2 separate regions of the Homo sapiens genome follow, and region 1 is linked to region 2. A link is a contact called in ENCODE Hi-C or POLR2A ChIA-PET data. All regions are on one chromosome and are shown on one strand. The core of a region is the stretch at or near the end of the contact, and the rest is flanking DNA. Distances in the headings are between cores, read along the strand shown. Region 1 overlaps NLK (nemo like kinase). Region 2 holds the start of LINC01992 (long intergenic non-protein coding RNA 1992).

Evidence for each region. Hi-C counts contacts between places; a loop is a spot of excess contacts on that map. ChIA-PET counts read pairs that join two places held with the same protein, here RNA polymerase II (POLR2A). Pooled maps may share reads with other maps.
Region 1: a loop to region 2 is called in a map of Panc1, with 2.4 times the contacts of the local background. The contact joins the enhancer-like site here to the promoter of LINC01992 in region 2. A Hi-C loop is called at or near these places in 1 of 168 maps with a recorded cell type or tissue (Panc1) and 1 of 50 pooled maps. POLR2A ChIA-PET finds 5 or more read pairs at or near these places in 3 of 52 experiments (HEK293, HEK293T and K562).

What each region holds. Positions count from the first base shown.
Region 1 is chr17:28,070,610-28,073,309 of GRCh38, forward strand. All of the region lies in intron 1 of NLK (nemo like kinase), which reads left to right. Among named protein-coding and RNA genes, the nearest start is that of NLK, 29 kb to the left of the region's middle. Within about 2 kb of position 1,427, at least 4 of the 41 ENCODE cell types and tissues checked have a DNase peak (open chromatin) inside an H3K27ac peak, as active enhancers do.
Region 2 is chr17:27,990,444-27,993,143 of GRCh38, forward strand. It overlaps LINC01992 (long intergenic non-protein coding RNA 1992), which reads right to left and starts at 1,264. Exons shown (of 5, transcript NR_146896.1): 1 at 950-1,264.

The DNA.
Region 1 (2,700 bases), core at 177-2,676, 80 kb after region 2:
CAAAGTGCTGGGATTACAGGCATGAGCCACCGTGCCCAGCCTGAAATTAATTTTTGTATATGGACTAAGATAAGGGTTTGAGGCATTTTTGTTGTTTTGTTTTTTAAAATACTAATTTTAAAGTAAAATATTAATTTTAAAGTAAAATACTAATTTTAAAGTAAAACACTATTCTAAAATACTAATTTTACCTATTCTCACAACATCCTTCTTTAAGAAGATTTTTTCACCCTTATTGAATAGCCTTGCTCCACTGTGGAAAATCAATTGACTATATAAATATAGTGAAATTCTAAGCTTTTCTGTTTCATTAGTCTTTTGGTCTAGTCTTATGTTAATGCCACACTGTCTTTATATACTGTAGCTTTAGAGCAGGATTTTTCCATCTCAGCACTATTGACATTTTGGGCCTGATAGTTCTTTGCTGTGGGAGGGTCTCCTATGTATTATAGGATGTTCAGCATCATCCCTTGCCTCCACCACTAAATGCTAGTAGCCACTCAGTAGGTGTGATAATCAAAAAATGTCTACAGACAGTACCAAATGTCCCCTAGGGAACAAAGTCACCCTCAGTTGAGAAACACTATTTTAAAGTAACTCTTGAAGTCAGATAGCGTAAGTCTTCCAACTTACTTGTTTTAATTCAAGATTATTTTGGCTACTCTAGAAGCTTTGTGTTTTCATATCATTACAGAATTAGCTTGTCAGTTTCTTTAAAAATCTGTTGGGATATTTATTGGAAGATGTCAACTCTGTAGATCAAATAGAAGAGAATTTTTAAGAAAGTTGAGTGTTCCATTCCATGAACATGGTATAGCTCTCCACTTTTTTTTTTTTTTTTTTAACAGCCTTTGTCAACCACTCTGATCTCCATTTATTATAGTCTTTAATTTCTCTTGGCAGTGTTTGGGAGCTTGCATTTTAGAGGCCTTGCACATGTTTAGTTTATCACTAAGTATTTAATATTTTTCGATGCCATTGGAAATGGTATTTTTATTTTCAGTTTCACTGTCCAATGTCATTGACTAGTTGTAGGCACTCCTGTCCTGCCTTCAACCTTACATTCACTTAAGGCACCATGTTACTTGAGGGCGATCCCTCTCAGCAATCCTGCTGTATCCTACGTGAAGGCTTCATCAGAAAGAATTGGCAGAACAGGTCTGGAGAGCCTCAGGTTTTAATTAATTAAGTCAAATATCTTCAGCCAATGAAAGGTTGCTAAAAGATTATTTTGGTTTCTCTTGCCCTGCTTTCAGCATGCAGTTTACTCTTCTTTCCACTGTGACCCAGGGATGAAAAGGGCTTGGAGTGTTTTCTCTCTTAGCAAGGGCTTCTCTTTCTCTGGAGTTTAGTTCATTTACGTTCTTTGAGTTCTCAGCTTTCTTGTATACAACCACCCAACTAACCAACCAACCACCCAACAAAAAGTATGATTTCATTGCTTATCTAACCTTTTCTCCTTGTTATGCAAAGTGTCATATTTCTGTGTTCTAACTGGAAGTGGTTAACCAGTTTTCTTTGTTCTGTGTTTTGGTAGATGTTTTAACTTCTTTTTTATTTTTTTATTTTCAGCATTTCTGTTCTTATATTTTATATGTCTCTGATATACAGCATACATTTAAATTCAGCTTTTTAATCTAGTCTGACAATCTTTTAAGGGAAACACTTAATTCATTTCCATCAATTGTGCTTACTGATCTTCTTTCTTCTTCTTTTTCTTTTTTTTTTTTTTTTGAGACAGGGTTTTGCTTGGTCACCCAGGCTGGAGTGCAGATGTGCGGTTACGGCTCACTGCAGCCTCCACCTGCTGTGCTCAAGCAATCCTCCAACTTCAGCCTCCCAAGGGGCTGGGACCACAGTCACATGCCACCACGCCCAACTAATTTTTAAAAACTTTTTGTAGAGACAGGGTCTCACTGTGTTGCCCAGGCTGGTCTCAGACTGCCGAGATGAGTGCGCTGATCTTTTTAAATTTGTCCCTACCACCTTATTTATATATTTCTTATGTTCTGCTTTTCATATTTTTCTCTTTATTTGCCTTCTTTTGAATTGCTTGAGATTTTCCACCCCTTATTTGTAAGTTTCATACCTTATTTTGTTCTTTCAGTTGCCCTTGAAATTTTAGTATGCATGTTTAAATTCCATGGGTAATAAATATTGTTTATTTTCGAATCTGCCTGGTCCGTTTTAATAGTCTCCTATTCTGTCATACTTGTTCCCCCTTTTATATTTTTTCAAATACATTAAAAATATTTTATGTTTGCATCTGATAATACTCTTATCTGCTGTCTTTGTTGGTCTAATACATTGGCTCTTACTTGTAGGTGCTTGTTTCTTTGGTGATTTTGTAAAATTGTGAGCCCATGACATTAGAACTTTATTTTTTGTGATTTTTTTGAAGCAGGGTATTAGATTTTTTTTTTTCCAGAGATGATGTGAGTATCTAGTAGTACCACCTACTTTTAAGTAAATTTTTGACTTGAGTTTTTCAGGCCACACCACTAGTTTGAATTTTAGTCACAAAGGGTGCAGACTTACTAAGAATTCACAGTGGAGACATATTTCTGTTTTACTCTTCTACCAAGAACCAAAGCCAATAAAGACCCTTATTCTCATTATCGCCCTCTGCAGAATGAGCTTTTACCTATTTCACTTACTAAGGATGCAGACTTTTGGGAGGCTTCTAGCATATTTGTAAAG
Region 2 (2,700 bases), core at 14-2,513:
CTCTTGCTCCTGCTCCCCCTTTGGCTTCCACCATGATTGTAAGCTCCCTGAGACCTTCCCAGAAGCCAAGGAGATCCCAGCACCATGCTTCCCATGAAGCCTGCAGAACTGTGAGCCAATGAAACCTCTTTTCTTTAAAAATTACCCAGTCTCAGGTATTTCTTTATAGCAATGCAAAAAACGGCCTAACACAAACAGTTAGTGAAAGAGGGGAGCTACAGCTCAAATTTTCTCTATTCAACACAAGATCTTTATTGCGTCTCTCCCCCTGGGCTAGACACTGTATTACAGCACCCGTCCTTAAGAAACATAATGAGGTCTAGACACATCAAAAATCCAACTATGTAATCTAAGTGTCAAGGTCTGTGGATATAAAATGGGGTCCCATTTACTTTTATTGTCCACATGACAATGACTTGGGCTCCCACCTCATCCAACCTTCCTTACAAAAGGCATTTCCCAGTTATTTGGAGCAGTCCCCAAGGGCATATCTTATATGCTCTTAAAACAACCCACTTATTTACAATCACCACACAACATCCATCATATTCTCCCTCTCCTATTTCAGGTGCCCTGTCCCATGTCACAGCCCTGGTAGCATCGGAGGGAGATTCTTAGATGCCCCTTCTGAAATCACCAGTGATCTTCGGAGGGTACCATCTCCTGATGCTCTCAATATCACCACTATCTAGAGCCCCAGATCTATGTCGGTGTCACATTTTGTCTCCTGGGCCCCAAAGCAGCACTGTTTGAGCTCGGAGTCCATAAATTATCTCACCAAGAAGACTTCAGACCTCCCATTCTTCCCCTCTATGCCTCACTCCCTGCAAGCAACTTCCCATGCCCTAACCCAGTGAGGGCGTATGTGGAAATAGCCAGCCAGCTAACCTATGCAGCTGTTGATCAACCATGCCTACCAACCAGAACAGTAAAATGGTTTTGCACCTACCTGGCTTTGAAGACAAGCAGTCCTGGGTGCCAGAGTCAGCAGCGCTCCTGTTTATTAACTATTTGACTTAGGTATACCATATCTTATACTCTGAGCTGGTTTCTTCATCTGTAAAATTGAGATAATCATGGTAGCGGCTTCAGAGAGCAATTGTAATAATTACTTGACATAAATCATGTAAAGCACTACTTCCCAAACTATTTCCCATAATATATGCCAGTGGAGGGCTCCTGTTAAATCTATGGGTTCCAGGACTTTACACCAAGCCTAGTGAATCAGATCTTCAGGGAGGGGCTCAGAATCTGTATGCTGAATGAGTGTTCCAAGTGGTTCTTTTGACCTTATGGGAAATGCTCAGTAAATAGTAGCTTTGCAAAGTCACAATTTACATTACCAATATCTATAGTCAGTTTAACAATGATGTCACAATTTCCATCAAGAACAATGAGTACAATGTTTTACTTCTGGATAACAAAAGGGCCATTCTGAGATTTTTTTTCTTAAAGCAGCAGTCTCCTCCAAAGGTAAATTAAGGTCTGTAAATTTAGATTCAGAAAATGATCTGTAAATTTTATTTTATCTTATTTTATTATTGTTTTATTTTTTGAGACAGGGTCTCACTCTGTCACCCAGGCTCAACCTTCTCATTGCAGCCTCAACCTTCCAGGCTCCAGTGATCCTCCCTCCTCAGCCTCCTGAGTAGCTGGGACTACAGGCATGTGCCACCATGCCCGGCTAAGTTTTGTATCTTTAGTAGAGACGGGGTTTTGCCATGTTGTTCAGGCTGGTCTCGAACTCCTGGGTTCAAGCAATCCTCCTGCCTTGGCCTCCCAAAGTGCAGGGATTACAGGCATGAGCAACCACACGGGCCCATAAATTTTAAATGAGCACTTATCCTGCTTTTACCTACTAATGTTTCAAAAACTTTAGGGACTGATCATATACAGGTAGCCCTATTATATCATATTCTCTGTAGGGTCCTGCATACAATAATCATCTTCAGAATTATGTTAGATTCACATACACAATGTCAACACATGTACAATTTTTGAAATACACCAGACTCAGAAACATAACCCTTGCAAACCTTGGGAAGTGTTCATATATGTTTTTATTACTCAATTTTTTCATCCTCTTAAATCTTCCACCCAACTGTGATCAATCAAGGCTATCCTTTATAATCATGGACTTTTCTGTGATCTTTTCTACAAAAACTTTCATCTCATTTCTGAAGCATCACTTCTCTTCTAATATTGTCTTGTTTTCCAACTCATTACACTGATACCTTCTCCTCAGTGTGAAATTACTGACATCGATGAGGTGTGAATTCACCCTCCTGGGTTCTGCTCCTGTACGAGTTCTCTGGAGAACCATGAGTCATGGCTTCCAGATGAGACCCTTTGCCCATTTTTGTCCATTGACTTATTGGAGTAAGCTGTCGATAAGAGTTTCTCTATGTCAAATGAGGGTTGAGCTATATTTGAAGGTTTACCCATGTTTTGTAGACTACAAGCCTTTTTCATACGAATCTTCTGATGTTCCAATTCCCTTTTGAGGTGGTCTCTGGTATCTCCACTGGCCTTTTATTTATGCATTTGCTTTTGAGAGGGGCTCACCAAATTGCCCTCCACAGACCTACTGGGGGGGCCCTGCTGGCCCCTTCCACCCACCCAGATCACAGCAGAAACATTGAAGGCAAAACTTCCAACTTGGATCCCTTCCAGGAATAATAGTAATATCAACTATTCTGC